Linked DNA regions of Mus musculus: region 2 is linked to region 1. The links are chromatin loops, found by intact Hi-C in ENCODE. Cell type or tissue: heart. All regions are shown on one strand.

Evidence for each region. Peaks named below come from ENCODE experiments on the same cell type or tissue, not always from the same donor. Only the 100,000 strongest peaks of a DNase experiment are listed, where the experiment ranks them.
Region 2: it touches region 1 in a loop (5-fold over the local background); 18 of 42 quality-filtered maps call a loop at or near these places.

Annotation. Positions count from the first base shown.
Region 1 is chr14:33,316,083-33,324,082 of GRCm38, reverse strand. All of the region lies in intron 4 of Arhgap22 (Rho GTPase activating protein 22), which reads right to left. Among named protein-coding and RNA genes, the nearest start is that of Gm41130, 88 kb to the right of the region's middle. In heart, CTCF peaks have their summits at 1,289 (motif pointing right) and 4,446 (motif pointing right); DNase peaks (open chromatin) are centred at 1,182, 3,862 and 4,332; H3K4me3 peaks cover 2,035 bases; H3K27ac peaks cover 1,975 bases; H3K27me3 peaks cover 4,636 bases.
Region 2 is chr14:33,368,061-33,376,060 of GRCm38, reverse strand. Arhgap22 (Rho GTPase activating protein 22) reads right to left here. Exons shown (of 11, transcript NM_153800.4): 11 at 6,125-6,711. The coding sequence ends at 6,483. Among named protein-coding and RNA genes, the nearest start is that of Mapk8, 75 kb to the left of the region's middle. In heart, a CTCF peak has its summit at 4,593 (motif pointing right); DNase peaks (open chromatin) are centred at 4,620 and 5,824; H3K4me3 peaks cover 579 bases.

The DNA.
Region 1 (8,000 bases):
TAGACAGAGACTCTGAGGGAGGTCTAAGGAGGGACACGTGTGACTAAGTCTACTGAGGGTCAGTGTTTGGGCAGCAGACTAGAACAGGTGTGGGGTGACCAACCTAGAAGCCAGTGCAGGTGACAAGAAAGTAGGTGTCCAGGGTACCAGATCTCAGAGCACCCACCCTTCCACTACAGGAAACGAAGAAGAGAGAGCCAGCAACTCTGCAGTGGGACTGGTGGGTGTGAAGGGCTCCTGCTGAGATCTGGACAGGGGCTCTGCACCTGCTGGTGGTGACGAATGCGGCAGAGGAGAGGGTGGCCACGTGTCTACAACCGCCCAGTCCTCAGAGACCTAGAGAGACAGAACTCAGAAAATAGGGGAGGCCAAAGCAAACAGAGTGCATCAGGGCACGAGGGCCAAGTCGCACAGACAAGGATGAAAAGCTGGACAGGTGCAGCCACCAGCAGTAAGGTGGGACAGAAGGGGCCTAGGGGTCATCAGATGCTCCAGTCGAGGCTACCAAGGATGTGGGGGACAAATGGAGGGAAAGAGGCAGCCAGAGCCAGGCAAGGTGCTAGGGTGGGAAACGGAATGAAGGGTAGATCCCAAAGAGCACAAAGTGGGCACAAGACCTGTGGTAGTACTGGGCTAACTGCACTTTCTGATAAGGCACTCAGGTAGATTTATAATGGCAGAAGGAGCCACAGGACGAAGGGGGTGAGGGTGTCTGCAAGCAGGGAGGGCTTCTGACCTGAGGAAGAGTGAGAAGCCAAAAGGCCCAGAAGGAACAGGAGATAGCAGCAGCAAGGCCAGCAGCGGCCGATCTCACAGCCCCACACTCTGCTCTCTTGTAACTATCCAGCCTAGATCCAACATGGACGATGCCAGGCTCAAGGCTCCTTCTATCCCTCAGTCCTGAGCAAGTATGCAACAAGGAAGAACTGGATAAACATGCCCCATACATAGCCCTACACACAGATGTATCTAGAAACACTCCCAGAAAGGATGAAATCTCACAGGCACCTCAGAGTTCACCGCAAGTAGCTCCGCCCTCTGCACAGGGACATGTGACATCTGCAGACCCCACCCTGCAGCAGGAACTCTCACTTCTCTGGGAACACCTGGGGCCGGGCCCTAACTTCTGCAGCACCCAGTCATTCAGCTACTACCACCATCACCCTAGAAGGCCTGCAGCAATGCCCCACACCCACTGTGCACTGAGTTCAAGCAGCCAAAGGCCTCTGGACAAACTCCAGCGCCGGGTTGTAAAGGCACAGGATGCTGCTGCTAAACCAGACTCGGACACTAGGGGGAGTTTTGAGGCTCTCTCTGCCAGATTCCATTCAGATTACTGGAATTTTTCTACTTCTTCCAACACACTTTCACACATGGACAATCTGCTAAAATGCTCCGTTGCAAAAAATTTAGGTTCAGGAACACCCAAGAATGAAATCACTGAGAACGGCAGTTGCCTTAGCTGTTAGTCCAATGGAATATCAGTAACTAAAGGACTTTTCTGAGTAAAAGGATGTGTGTGTGTGTGTGTATTCGTTCTAAGACAAGAGTCTTGCTGTGTAGACCTGCCTGGGATTGAATCTACAGTATTCAAGTTTCCTGCTTCCGCTTACCGAATTCTGAGACTGCAGGTTTGAGCCTCATGCTTGGCTTCTTCATTTTCTTTAAAAAAAAAAAAAAAAAACCAAAAACCAAAAAACAAAAAAAACAAAAACTTTTCTAAAAAGCAAATACCCATATATTTTGATTTGAGAGTCCTAATCTTCTCAGGTGACTAGTGCTCTCATGTGCGCGCATACACACACACACACACACACACACACACAGCCTTAGAAAACAACTTGCTGAGTTACTGCTATGACAACCGAGCTTAATATCTAAAGCAGAAATTCTTAAAGAGTATCCAGCGGCATGTGCCCCATGAAGCTCTGTGTAAAGCAGTTTCCCTGGAGACAAGCCTAGAAGCTAGACCCACGGTCCACCCAACATACAGCTACACAAAGGTGTCAAAGGCCCTGAGATGGCCTTGCAGAAGAAACCTTGAAAACCTTGCTAAACGACGATGTCTCAGGTTACTTCACCGTGTAACAGTCCACTTCTCTCACTGACTGCAGAACTCACTTCAAACAGTGAGCTGCTCAGCCCTTCACCAGATGGGCCACACGCATTCACATGTGTTAAACGAGTCAAGAGTTTGTAAAAACATTTGGAGATTTTTTTTTACATTAAGAAGCCGAGTCCTGCAGGCCATGGTGGCTCCCGCCTTTAATCCCAGCACTTGGGAGGCAGAAGCAGGCGCATCTCTGTGAGTCAGAGGGCAGCCTGGTCCACAGTGCAAGTTCCAAGGCAGTCAGAGCTACATAGTGAGGTTCTGTCTCAAGAAAAGGAGGGGGAGGGGGGGAGGAGGAAGAGGAAGAGGAGGAGGAGGAGGAAGAAGAGGAGGAAGGGGAAGAGGAGGAGAGGAGGAGGAAGAGGAGGAGGTGGAGGAAGAGGAGGAGGTGGAGGAAGAAAAGTAGAAGCCTTTCTGGAGCCATGGACTCTCTCTAGCTGCATGGATTTCCTCCTCCTGCTGGGCACTTCCTGGCTGCCCACCCTGGCATCCCATAACACTAAACGCAACCAGCCCCATTTATTTCCAGGGGCAGAAGGACCTTTGTGAAAGCATTCTCACTGGGTTCCTGCTTCCAGCTCCGGCTCATCCCTGGTGGTGGAGACCAGTAGGATGACACTGCCAGGCCAGGCTGCTCCTCACTGGGGTGGGCATAGCCAAGGATGGGGGGGTGGGGGCTCTATTGTTCTAGATAAGCCTTACAAGCAGGAGGTGCCCCCAGGGCTCCTTCTAGGGTGCTCACTGAACACATGACTTGCCCTAAGCAAGTCTTTGCAGATCTACCCTTGCCCCTGAGACTCACACAAGCCTTGTTTACTGAGAAGGGGTCAGAAAAGACCAAAGAGACCTACCTAGGCCCCGCCCCCACAAAATCCTTGCCTTTGGACTCTGACCTGCCCGCAGAAAGCAAGCTGCAAGCCCCTCCCCTGGAATCCCATTGTTGCCCTGGCTAAGTTGGCTCTCTGCCCGGGCCCCCAAGCATGAAGCCCCACAAGCCACATTCTTTCATTTTTCTTTTTAAAATCAAATGCTAAGGAAAACGGTTGCAGTGGGACAGCCGTAACAGCGCAATCTAGACATTTCCATTTGGTTCTGGCTGCAGGTCTGGGTCCCGGGTCCTGTCTAAACTCCTGCGGTCAAGTCGGTTCTGTCATGTTGTGGGCCACCCCAAGCCCTTCCTGGAAGAAACCTGGACTTCTGCGGAGTAAGAATCACCCGAGCAAGAGTCCTTCACACTGTTTGACGGGTCCTATACTTTGCAGATGAACAGGACTTATTCTAAGAGCGACAACCAAGCCTTCCTTTCTCCCTTCCTTTATGAGTTCAGAGGTTCACATAGGGCATTCCTGAAACTTTCAGTTCTCAGGTCTTTAGGCGATTACTACAGGCAGGAAGGGTGTTAGGGTTGGGCAAGTTTGGGAAGTGAAATAAAGGGATGTGCCCCTTGACCAGAAGGGCTCCTTTCGGCGCGGCAAGGGTTAAGTCAGACGGCTCTGGCCACAGCCTAGGGAGGCCGGACCTCGGGCAGCCGCTGGTGTCCCGAGCGTTCAGCTCTGGGCCCTCTCCAAGCCGGCTACATTCCAGAAGCAGCTCCGCTCGCAGGTTCCGCTGCGACTTTGGAAAAGTCTGAGTCAGGCCCCCTTAGTCCAAGTCTGTGACAGAGGCGGATGAGGAGAATGAATGGCCCGCCCCCTCCGGGCGGTAAAGCCGCACAGGCGTCGCAGGCGCTGGCCCGGTTGTCCCCGTCGGGAACCGGTCTGCTACTGCCGTGCTCCTCGGACCCCTCAGCCCTGTGCCTCGGTGGACTTGATGGACCTGCCGCTCATGCCCACCGACTGCCCCGGATCCCCACTCTGCGCTGTTCCGCGCGTACCCTTGGCTCTCTCCCCGCGTCCCGGAGTTAGGGGGAGGCCCCGGCGAGAGTTAGAGCCCGGGAGCTGCGGCAAAGCCGGGCAGGTGCGGGCAGCAGCAGGACGTGGGGACCCGGGCGGGGGTTGTGCCTGCGGCTGCAGCGCGGCGCACGTGCGCGCCCGGAGTTACCTTTGGGCGCTCGCAGGTGTCCTCTCCAGTCCTTGCAGCAACACAGCCCCATGGCACCGCCGCTCCCGGGCCGCTCGCCTCCGCTCCCCGCCCCCGCCGACACCCCTGGAGCGGCGCGGCTGGCGCGCACTAGCCCGCTGGGCTCGTGGAGCGCACCGGGACTCCGTTCCCTCCCTGGTCCTCGCGAACGCGCAGATCACGCCGCGCGCCGCTTTTATGCTCGGCCGGGACGGCGCCCTCCCCACGGCCCGTTACTCTCCTCCGGCGCCGAGCCCAGCGCACCCAGCGGCCGCCAGGGGGCGCTGAGTCAATCACTACATTCTTCCTAGTCCGCTTCAGAGCCCACCAAGGGCGGCGCGACCACCGAAGCCAGATCGCTGGGCGCAAGAGGATGAAGTGTCCTTGCGCGACAAGGATGGCTCCTCCCCCTCCAGCATCCTTTAAACAGTCACCTCAGCCTTCTGCTAGACGGAAAGGGGGTGTGGTCTAAAGCCACCTGGCTCTTTTTCTCAGCCCACCTGAACTGTGTCACAAGAAAAAAAAAGTTTGCACTGGGTAGATGGTTGATCCTACTGGGACTGTTTCTCCCTGTGAAAGATCACTTGGCTCAATGTAAAAGTTGCACACAAATACACACACACAGAGAGAGAGAGAGAGAGAGAGAGAGAGAGAGAGAGAGAGAGAGAGAGAGAGGGAGAGGGAGAGGGAGAGGGAGAGGGAGAGGGAGAGGGAGAGAGAGAGAGAGAGAGAATAAATATATTTTTCCCTATTAAAAATACTAATACCCTGGGACCCAGCAACTCCATTCCCTAGTTTGTGCCCCACAAGAATTCTTGTCCACATGGCTAGGGAAACTATGTATAGGGGCCATTCATTGCAGCCTTGCTGGCAACTGTTTAACACTAGAGCCAGCAAAATGTTTCTCAGTAAAGGAATTTTCTAATGCATGGTGATAAAGTGGAGCATGGTAGTTGGGGTGGATCTACTGAGAGGGGCTTGATGTGCCCAGGTAAAACACCACCAGGTGTTCTAGACACTTGGGAGGTGGAAATCCAGGCTTGCTTCTTTTTGGGATGGGGGGGGGGGGGTGAAAAAAGGGGTGGATTTTAAGAGGCTTGTTTCCTACCAGGAAGGTGTATTCATGTGCTGTGTAACACGCAAGTGAGACTAATCATATTCTCTCATGTGTTTGCTTGGCACAGGTTCATTATGTTTTCTGCTTACTTTTGTGTGGTGTTGGGGATGGACTCATAAGCCCAGCCCCCAACCCCCTGCCAAGAGTGCTCAGTTGTTGTTTCTTCTTGCAGACCCCACTAGCATCTGCCACTGCCTGGCTCTGATGCAGGGCTGTGGCCTTAGGCTAGCCTGGGACCTCTCCTTTCATCTCCCAGCACAGAGTTGTTCAGGGAGGGTTGTGTGGTACAGTGTGCTGGGAGACCAAAGCTGTCCAGTGTGGGCAGAAGAGCTAAGCAGACAGGGAGGATTGCTGACTGGGGCAAGCCAGGAAAAGGTTTTCCCAAGTCTTCATTCAAAAGGGAGATTAACAGCAGCAGGCAGATCTCTGCCTCCCTCTCTTTGACTCCCTAGAAAACCTGGATGGGGCTTTGGGAGAGTCTCAGGGTGTCCGCAGCAGATCCAGAAAGAATGTTTTTACTCAGAACTTGGAAGGAGCTTACAAAGAGAGCACCAGAGAAAAGCCAGCCAGCCCTGACTTCTTGTTGCTGCCAAGTCACTTATACAGTTAGCACTAGGCAAGATCACTTCGTCACAGACAGCTTAATGAGGCCCCAGGAATTCCAGGCTGGAGCTCCCAGCATTCAGGGAGAGCATCCGAGGGGGAGCAAGCCCCTGGGGGAGTTGTTCAACAGCCAAGTCCTACATTTGGGAAGCAGGATTTAAAAGAAAACATCATAGTGGCCATTGGAGGTCTCTTGTTTATCTTTCTAAGAGGAAGTGGCAAAGCCGCATCGTTCGAATGAGCCTATAACTGAGAGTCGGCGTCCCAGTTGAACCGTTCAAATATATTTTGGGACACTCTACTTTTCAAAGTGGTTTTAAATACTAGCTCCTAGGCAGTTGGGCAGACAAATAGGAAGTCAGGAGCTTCTATCATTTCTGCCTTTGGTTTCAAACCCTTTAATTCCTGGTTATATATTGTGGTTTTTATAGTTTTCCTGTTGTATGATATCCTTGAGTGAAAAGGAAAATAGCATTCAGTAGATACTTCCTACTATGTGCAATTCACAGATGTTAATATTTGTTAACTATAAAACAACCCCACTAGGCACCTGCTATAGTATTCCATTTACAGAAGAAAAAAGAATTGAAATTTGAGAAGGTGAAGAGACTTGCAGACTTGCTTATAGTCAGGGAGTTGAGAAAGAGGTGACCAGCCAAGCAGGTGGATGAATGGATGTGTGAAAAGGTTGGTGGAGGAAGAGTAATGGATGGATTAGTGGGTTAATGGTCAGATAGGTGTGTGGATAGGTGGGGGTAGATTAACGGATAAGCAGATGGACATGCAGATAGGTGAATTAATGGATAGCTGATTGAATAGATGAGTGAGAGGGTGGCTGGATGGATGGAAAAATAATTGAATAGAAGGTTGGGTGGGTAGAGCCTGACTATTGGCTAGAAGAATAAGTGGGGAGGTAAATGGATGAATTAATAGGTGGATGGATGGCTAAAGGGATGTGAATGGAAGTGAACAGATGAATGTATGTTGGTCAATGGTTAGTTAAAAAGATGGACGGATGGACAGATGGATGGGTGGATGGTATTTCCTAAATTTGGCCCAGGGTCTTAGGCTACAATGGAAAAATATTATATACTAAGCACAGAATTTGGTTTAAAATACAGTTTCCTAAACATAGCTTTGCACCCCAAATTGTGTGTGATCCTAAACTCTCTGGAAATGAGCCAGTATCAGGACCATTTAAATTGGTAGGGCTCTAGACTCAATCCTCTCTGGGCTGGGGGTGCGGAGGGGGCCCCCATACACGCCACAGGGCACAGGCACCCCAGCTAGGATTGTGGGGGGTACACTATGATTACCCTTCCCTCCTTCTCCTTTCTTCATGTACCAACAGTGGGCCAATGTAGCCAAACTCTGATAAATATGCCCATGAGCTGAGCTCCAGGAGTACCAGGATGTGGGCTAAAGGTATAAGAGATCTTATTCTGCCAAGAGCAGACAAAGACTGTGTGATGGTTTGAATATGCTTGGCCCAGGGAGTGGCACTATTAGGAGGTGTGGCCTTGTTAGATGGAGTGTGTCACTGTGAGCATGGCCTTTAAGATCCTCGTCCTAGCTGCCTGGAAGCCAGTCTTCTCCTGTTTGCCTTCGGAACAAGATGTAGAACTCCCAGATCCTCCTGCATCATTCCTGTCCAGGTGCTGCCGTGTTCCCACCTTGATGATAATAGACTGAACCTGTGAGCCAGTGCCAATTAAATGTCGTGATTTATAAGAGTTGTCTTGGTCATGGTGTCTCTTCATGGAAGAAACCCTAACTAAGATAGACAGCTCTATAGACGAAGAGAATAGACCCTGGGGATACTGGAGTGATCCTGAAGTGGGTAGAGGATTCTTCCTGAAGAAGCTTTAGTCTGCCTTGGGGTGGGGAGCCATAGCAGGGTATCCAGGTATGAGTGTAATGTGACCTGTGTCTCCCACAGCTTAGCCTGGTGCTGGAGTCGAGCCAGGGGAGATCAGGGCAGGGAGAATTGGGGAAGCAATAGTATAAAGCAGGTAAGTGGTGCAGGGGCCCAGATACAGCAGCTCAGAAAGGCATAGATAGCATCAAAGAAGGACAGTGTGCTGACTGGGTGGCCCCTGGGTCTCAAGTCTA
Region 2 (8,000 bases), 52 kb before region 1:
GAGGCCTGTGACATCTGCTTATCGTGGCCCCATAGCATTTCCAATCACTTTGAACAGAAGGAAAGGAAAAGCTTCCTAGTAACGTGCATGAGAATGCCCAAGTTCCCTGGACAGGTACTTGTGAAAACTGGCCAAGAAGTGGAAAGAGCCATGCAGATGAGAGTGGACCAAAAGGGAGAAGCCGAAGTGCATGGTTCCCTGGCAAAACCAAATCTTGGCGAGGTAGGCACATGGAATGTGCTGTGCTTCTGCGTTGCCAAGCATGGGGACCTCCTAGTTGTGTGCTGCTTGTGTGTATGCTTATGTAAATAAGTGTAACCTGGAAAGAAATGGAAGTTGCATGGTAGAGAAATGCTGACACTAAAGGAAGGCATTTTGTGTGCTCCAGAATGACTATGCTAAACCTGAGCTGCCTTCTCCATACCCCACCGTCCCAAACTGCACCTGGTCGGTAAGAATCCCTTGAGAGATGTGCCTCATGATCAACTTCCAAAGACCAATTCTTTGTTTTACATTTTCATTAAGGATTGCAGTGTGTTGTGCTACTTTCTTGTGTCTTTCCCACCAGGCCCTCTTGAATTCTGTTCTATCCTGAATGTGCTATGCACACCCTCACTTGCCCAGAGGCAATTGTTCTCCTTTGTAAGCCTCTGATTATTGCTTCTTACAGAGATCTGTCCTCCAGAAATGGCATAGCCTTTGCCATCTTTAAATCACAGCAGCTGTAACCCAAGACCCTAAGAAAGGGAGTGACTAACATTCTCTGGTGGAGAACAGTTGGTTGGGACTGATCCATGGGGTAGCTGCCTCTTAATTAATTGCCTCAGTTAAAAACATTGAGATCTGGACTTGGGTGAGGTTAAATCTTTGATCTGGGAGTGCCCTATCTGGGATAAATGGGTGTCCATATCTCCCCAGGAAGTCATATAATATGATTATATAATTCTTGCTAACTTAAAACAAAAAAACAAAAACAAAACAAAACAAAAAACAGTCAAGGCTGGAGAAAAAGAAAAAAAAAGCCAAAAAGAAAGAAAAAAAGGGGACCTCTTTCTCTTCTGTTCCCTGTTTCTCTCTCATGTCTTTCACTCTCCCCCTTCACCAATAGACCTCTTGGCCTAGGGAAAAAAAAGGAGAAAAGGAAGGAAGGAAGAAAAGAAAGAAAGAAAGAAAGAAAGAAAGAAAGAAAGAAAGAAAGAAAGAAAGAAAAAGAAAAGAAAGAGAAAGAAGGGGAGAGGAGAAGAGAAAAGAGAAGAGAGAAAAGGAGGGGGCTGGCGAGATGGCTCACAACCACCCATAATGAGATCTGATGCCCTCTTGGTGCATCTGAAGACGGGTACAGTGTAGTTAGATATAATAATAAATAAATCTTTAAAAAAAAAAAGAAAGAGGGTGTGGGGGGTATGAAAGGACAGCGTTCAGAGGTTAGTTCTCACCTGTTTGCTGAAACACAATCTCTGTTTCTGTACCTGTACTGGATGCTCAAGGCTAGCTGACTTGAGGCTTCAGGCCCTGTCTCTACCTCCCATCTCTGTAGGGTGTTTGGGTCACAGATGCTAGCCATCAGTCTGTCTGTTTTGCCCTCATGCTTGCTCACTTCATTCTCACTTCTGCACAGGTAATGAAGGAGGCACCATGTTCATGTGTTAGTTGATGACAGCCTGTTCTCTGTTGATAGAGCACATATACCCTGCCCCATAATACCCTGGGAAGGGAGAACCTGGTGTAGACACTTAGCATGCAAATGTTGTTTAAGCCCATGACTAGGACTTTTGACCGTGCAGTGTTTATATTTCTCAACATGTTGCACAAGTCACTGCATACAGTATAAGATTACTGCAATAATGGGAATGTAAAATGCCCAAAATTGGACCTGGTCTCTAGTCTTGGTAAATGGCCTGCCCTCTCCCTGGCTCTCTTTTCTCATAAAACAAGGAGGCATAGGTCACTGTAAAGGCTCATTGTCCACACAGGTGGAGCAGTATGTAAGGCACCTTTGGCAAATAGTTGTCTCTTAACTCTCAGCTAGAGGTTCAATCTGTAGAAGTCATAACAGTTCGGCTAGCTACAGTCACACTCTAATGTTCAAACAGCAGCCAGGACTTAGGTAAATACACACTCAGAAGAATATGATATGCAGCAAATGCTACTTCTCTTTCCTAGGCTGTGCTGGAAAGAGCTTCAGCACTCACCCTCACAGTGCAGCAGAGCCAAGACTAGGCATTCCCAAGCCCCACATCACATCACATGGATCCTACCCCTTGTTTCCAGCACTGGACCAAGAGACACCAGAAACTAAATGGGGAGTGGGATGGTGGCTGGGGGCAGTTTGTAGCCCCCACTGACCTGGACTGGGGCCAGCCTTGAGAACTCACCCCTTGGGTGAGGACAGGGTTGTGATTTACAACTTGAGGATTGGCAAGACTGGGCTATGATCTTTCAAATCTGACTCCAAAATGAAATTCCCAATTGTCTGAAGACAGGTGTCAGATGCCACCACAGCCATCTCAGCTGCCAGTCAGTAGACCCTGCTCTGGATGGGCTTGAGAAGGTACTGTGGTCAAGTACTTCCTCTTCACAGAATGCTAAGGTGCCTCCCTCCTTTCCCAGGACCCCAGAGGCAGCAGAGTGCATTCATCCTGCTTGTCCTCAGGCCAGCTTCTCCATTCCTCTAGCCTTTGCTGACACCCATACAGTCTGTCAAAGGTCCACCTCCACCGTTCTCATGTCAGCAGTATGCCACCAGACCCTGTTAATTGCTCTCTTTAAATAGACCTGCTGGGAAGTAGGAGGGATGCTGTTGGGCTGACCTACTCAGCTACCATCCAGGTCCAGCACTTATGAATTCACCCACCCCAACATCTACTTTATCTATGAACTGCTGGAGCCTGTGAAGGAGCCAGTCCTGCAGAACCAAAGCTGCAGGACTCCACGACTCAGCAGAATATCCAAGAGGCTGTGAGGGTTCAATATTGCTGGTGTAGCAGAAGCCAGAGGCTTTGAACTAGACTAATGGCTCATGGCAATGAACATTAGCAAGTAGAGCTCTTTGGGCAAAAGGATGCACTGTGTGATACACAACTTGCAATGCCATGAATGAATATGGGAAGTATGGGAAAAACGAGCAAATAGTGCATGTAACAGAAAACTGCTTGATAGGGTCATATTTTTTGTTGTTTTGCTTTTCTTCTCTAACCTTTAAATTTTTTATTTTCTTTTGGAGAGATTATAAGGATGGATATGGAAGGACTGGGAAGTGAGTGGAATTGGGGTACATGATTTGAAATTCCCAAAGACTTGATAAAATGTTAAAACCCATCCACATAAGGATGTAAATGGATGTGCCAGCATTCTCCCCTTGGTTTCCTCCCCGTCAACCTTCGGCCAGCCTTCCAGCATCCAGTGTCCTTGACTACTATACCTGCATCCACTTATGCCCACTCTATGCAGTGGCCAAAAATGCAGAACTTGTATAATTCAAGCCTGCTCATGTCAGTGGAATGAAAGCTTGCCTGCTTGCTCCCCCCATCTGAGCCCATCAGGTCTGCCCATCACCAACTACAGTCCTTTCCATCTGCCTTGGTCAGCTTTGCATCACTATAGTGAAATACTCTAGATAATTACAGAGAAAATATTTAGGCTTATAGGAAAAAGGTTCAGCCATGATTGGTTAACTAGGATGCTTCAGGCCTGTGACAAGGTAGCATAGTAGGGGACATGGTAAAACCAACTCCATGGGCCATGAAGCAAAGAAAGGAGAAAGGACCAGAGTCTTCAAGTCCCCTTCGAGGGTACACGGCAAAGGACCTCAGGAACTCTTGTACAGACTTTTCCTTTCTATTGAAACATTGGCCTGGAAAGGAGGGGTTTGGTGTTCAGTCTTGGCTGGCCTAGGACTTGCTGGTTCTGCCTCATGCGTGGGAGGATTAAAGGTGTGTGTCCCACACCTTGTGAGAAGACTCTTAACCCTTAAGAGGCTGGGGAGGCCGAGGGCGGAGTCTCAGGCCATACCGCACATTTATATAAGTAGCAAACGCTTAAGGAGACTGGCAGAACTAGCAACTCGCAGGGAGCTCCTGGCCCATGCTAGGTGGGCCTTTCCAGATACCACGGACATTGTTACCCATCCTCCTGAAGTAACCCCAAGGAACTTACTAAGCTAGACTAGAGTTTATGTCTTCCTCAAGAAAGTCCTTCCCTAAGGCCTCACCTCTTAAACAGTGAGCAATCTGTCCAACCCCCCAAAACAAATTTTAAAACATGTCTCAAAGTAGCCTGTGGCCAGAATCTTAAATTATTTTCACCAGTTCATACCTCTTTATAATTAAAGTCTCATTCCCCATCTGTTCATAGTCACAATTCATTGTTTGACTTAAGAGAGGTCATTCATTCTAGTATGATTATGGCTGGAACCTTTAGGCTTGGAAGAGAAGGAAAGGTTGAGAGGTTCCCGGCAGAGCACCCACTGTGGATGAGCCTCATGGTCAGTGCCTCTCATCAGAAGTCAGATGTCTAGGCAGGAGAGTGCATTGCACAGTGGGAGAAGAGACCGGAGATTCATCCTTAAGAAAAGTTGTACATGCCTACATCCCTGTTTGCCAGCAGGTGGCAGAGTTGGCTAGCAAACTCTTCCCTGTAGGAGGCAGGCAGGCAGGCAGGCAGGCAGCTAGCCTTTACCATGGCCAGACTTTTCCTACTGTGAAGCCCTCCTGAGACTTCGGTCCTGGAAGCTCTTTTGATGAGCTGGTGGCTTTTTTTTTTTTTTTTTTTTTTTTTTTTTTTTTTTTGCTTCAAATCAACTCAGCAGAGTTCTACACCTGTGCTGAGGGAACAAAACAGGGTTGTATGAATAAATTGGTGGCCCCACCTAACCGCTCAGGGCTGTTTCCCCTGTCACAGAGGATATAAGGAGTAATCTTTAAATTGTCCTGTGAGAGGTTCTGAGAAATCAGTCACTTTAGCTTGTCCTCTCTGAATACGGGGGAGGAAGGAACGGGCTGCAGCAGTGCCCTATAACATACACTGATATCTCTGCTGCCCTCTTGGGACTCCCAGGGACACCCTGACCCTGGCCTCTGACGCTGGGAGGGTCCTTGGGAGGAATCCTAGTTGTGGAAATCTCCAGTCCTCTTCCAAAGAACAGTCAGAGGTCAGGTGTCAGTTGGCCTTACCACTGAGAGTGAGGGTAGGGGCAGCTGGCCTTGAGTTTCATGGGGGCAGGGGTGTGTGTGGAGGGGTGGAGCCAGTGCTAATAGCACTGTAACCCTGGCCATTCTGCTGCCTGGGTGTTGTCAGTCAGGTAGGTGGGCATTAGGGGCTTAATGCCTTTAAGGCATAGTGACCTGTAACTGGGATACATTGAAGACCTCTTAACCACCACCACCCCTACATACACACACAGACAGACAGAGACCATAGGTCACTGTTTAAGGGGGAAAGGAGAGGCCAGGCCTCTTACAGCTGGGCCTGTATAATGGCCAATCTTCACTGTCAGTTTGACTGGGTTTACATCCATAGAAGAGACACTGAGACACCTCTGGGTCTGTCTAGGACATTTCCAGAGGAAGATCCATAGTCTAGTGGATGCAGTGAGACCAGCTGTCTCAGATTCCTATTGCTCCAGCTAGGTTAGCTCTCATGCCGCAGCAGCTGAAGGCCTTCCTAAAACGTTTCTGTCGGGTATTTTATCAGAGCAACCAGAATATGCCCGGGCTTCCTGGAGCCTGGAGCCTGGAGAGTGGGGCAGGGGTCACTCAAGGTCTGAAGCTGTCTCAAGGAGTTACGGTAGACATGGAAGTACGGGACGACTCCTCCCAGACCTGCAAAGTGGGCAGGCTCTAGAGGACCAATCAGCTCTGGCCTTCTGTAAGCCCAGCCCTCTGGAGCAGAGCTGAGCCCCTGCAGAGGAAAGCAGGTTGCAGAGGACCCTGCAGGGTAAGAAGTAGCCACAGAGGCTCTGAGATGGGAGAGTTGAAGAAGCTTCTGAGGTGGCTCCCCCCCACAGTAGTGCTGAGACCCTCGGGGAGCTCCACCCACACCCGGGGATGATCAGCCTTCCAAGAAACTTATCACCTGGTAAACTCCCCTCGGCACAGACATGAAGAATGAGGCTGGTGACAGGCGCCATGCTTTCAGAGCACTTTAATAAAGTTCTTGGTGGCCTGGCTCTCAAGGTGCCATCCTTTTGGGTGGCCACTGAGGACTCTTCCTGGATGAGAGGCGGATGCTCATGATCCTGGGGCACCATCCCCTCTGACCCCTGCTGGGACCCGTATGTTTGGAAAAGTATCCAGATCCTGCCTGGACTCTTGGGGATACTGACAGTCCCCATCCTGGTGTCAGGCTCCCTCTCTCTGGCACTTGGAGGCAGATGGCCCTGCTGGTGGCCTGGCCCAAACTTGAAGCTTCTGGCTTCCTCTGCACTGTGGCCAGCCCTGCAGGAAACGTGAGCAGACATAGACAGACGCGTGCCTCTGCTCCTTTCACTCCGGGGCTCTGGACCCCTTGGTCCCTGTAGTCAAGCTCCCCAGGGTGGAGAAGAACTCCTCCATCTCCCTCTGCAGCAGCTGGTTCCTGCGCTCCGCATCCTCCCGGGCTCGCTCCGAGTTCCGGAGCTTGATCTCCAGCATGGCATACTTCTTCCTCTCCTGGTCCAGCTCCTCTTCCAACCGAGACATCTGCTTCCGCAGGTCAGCACTGCCCTCCTCGATGCTTAAAAATCAAGAAGAGGGGGATTTTCAGACTCCAGCTACTGGGTGGGGTACTGTCACAGCAGGAAGAGACCGGGTCAGGGACATGGAGAGGTGGCTGTAGGTAGGGATCTCACAGTCTTGCTCAGTGCTGCAAGCCAATGGGGGCTCCCTACAGGGAGGCTGCCTTCCTTGGGTTTATGACCCAGAAATGCCACCATAAGGATTCCTGCCCAGCACTGGGACTAGCAGTATCCCTGAGCCCTTGCTAGATGTCGCCTTTTGTCACTCTACTCCTGTCAACTGTCCTGGTGAGGGGAGGAAAAAAAAATCACCTTTCACTAGCAAGAGGGGCAGAGGTCCCTGACTCATGTTTTTATACTCTTACCCATATCTCCTGCTGCTTTCTATATAGTGCTCAGAGGAAGGTAACCTCCCTTCACCATAGCAGTGAGCATACTACCAGAAAGGGGACCTCGTGGAGGATGGCACTGAGGTCTCGCTTGCTTCTCTTCTGTCCCCAACCCTTCCATGGTATCCTCTCCTTGCTTGGGCCTCCCCTCTCTGTCTGTCCTATGTGAGAGTGACTTTGTCCAGTCTCTTGATGCTAAGCCCTCCTAGTAAGCTCCTGGCCTGGCCACGAGCATCTCTAACTGAACAGTCCGATGTGGAGCTCCTGAGAGCTTCCTCAAGCCGTGCTCTGTCCCGCCTCCTTCTCCTCTCCAATGAGTATCTGCTTCTAGCTCTTCCCCTACAGCAAGCACTAAGACTTTTATGCCAGGTGAGCTCTTCTCAGTTCATCAGAGAGCAAGGCCCGCCCAATCCACCTTCAGAACATGTGCCAATTTCTGTTTCTCCCACCTCTGCTGTTGCCCCCGTGGCCCATGCCATCCCACGAGCCTGGACTCCTATCGCTTCCTAATTGGTGCCTACTAAACCTCCAGTAAGCTTTCCAATAGAGAGCCAAAGCCCTTGAAACGCTCCATCTGTTTCTCCACACTCACTGTCCCCTGAAGAAGACCAAGAAGTATCCAGGCCTGAAGCCCCTGCCTTACTACCCTGCTCAAGGCTAGCAGAGCTCCAAGGCATGCTCTCCTACCCCCCCCCCCCCCACACACACACACCTCAGGCCTTCCTATCCTCTCCCGAGAAGGCCCCCTTCCCTCCCCAGGGCTCCTGTCCTGTATCCACTCCCCAGCACGTCATGCATTTCTGATGAATCTTGTGTATTGTCTCATCCTGGTAATCCCAAATACAAGTCAGGCCCAGAATTCTGGTGAGTTTGGGACACAGCTCTGTCCCCGGTATCTA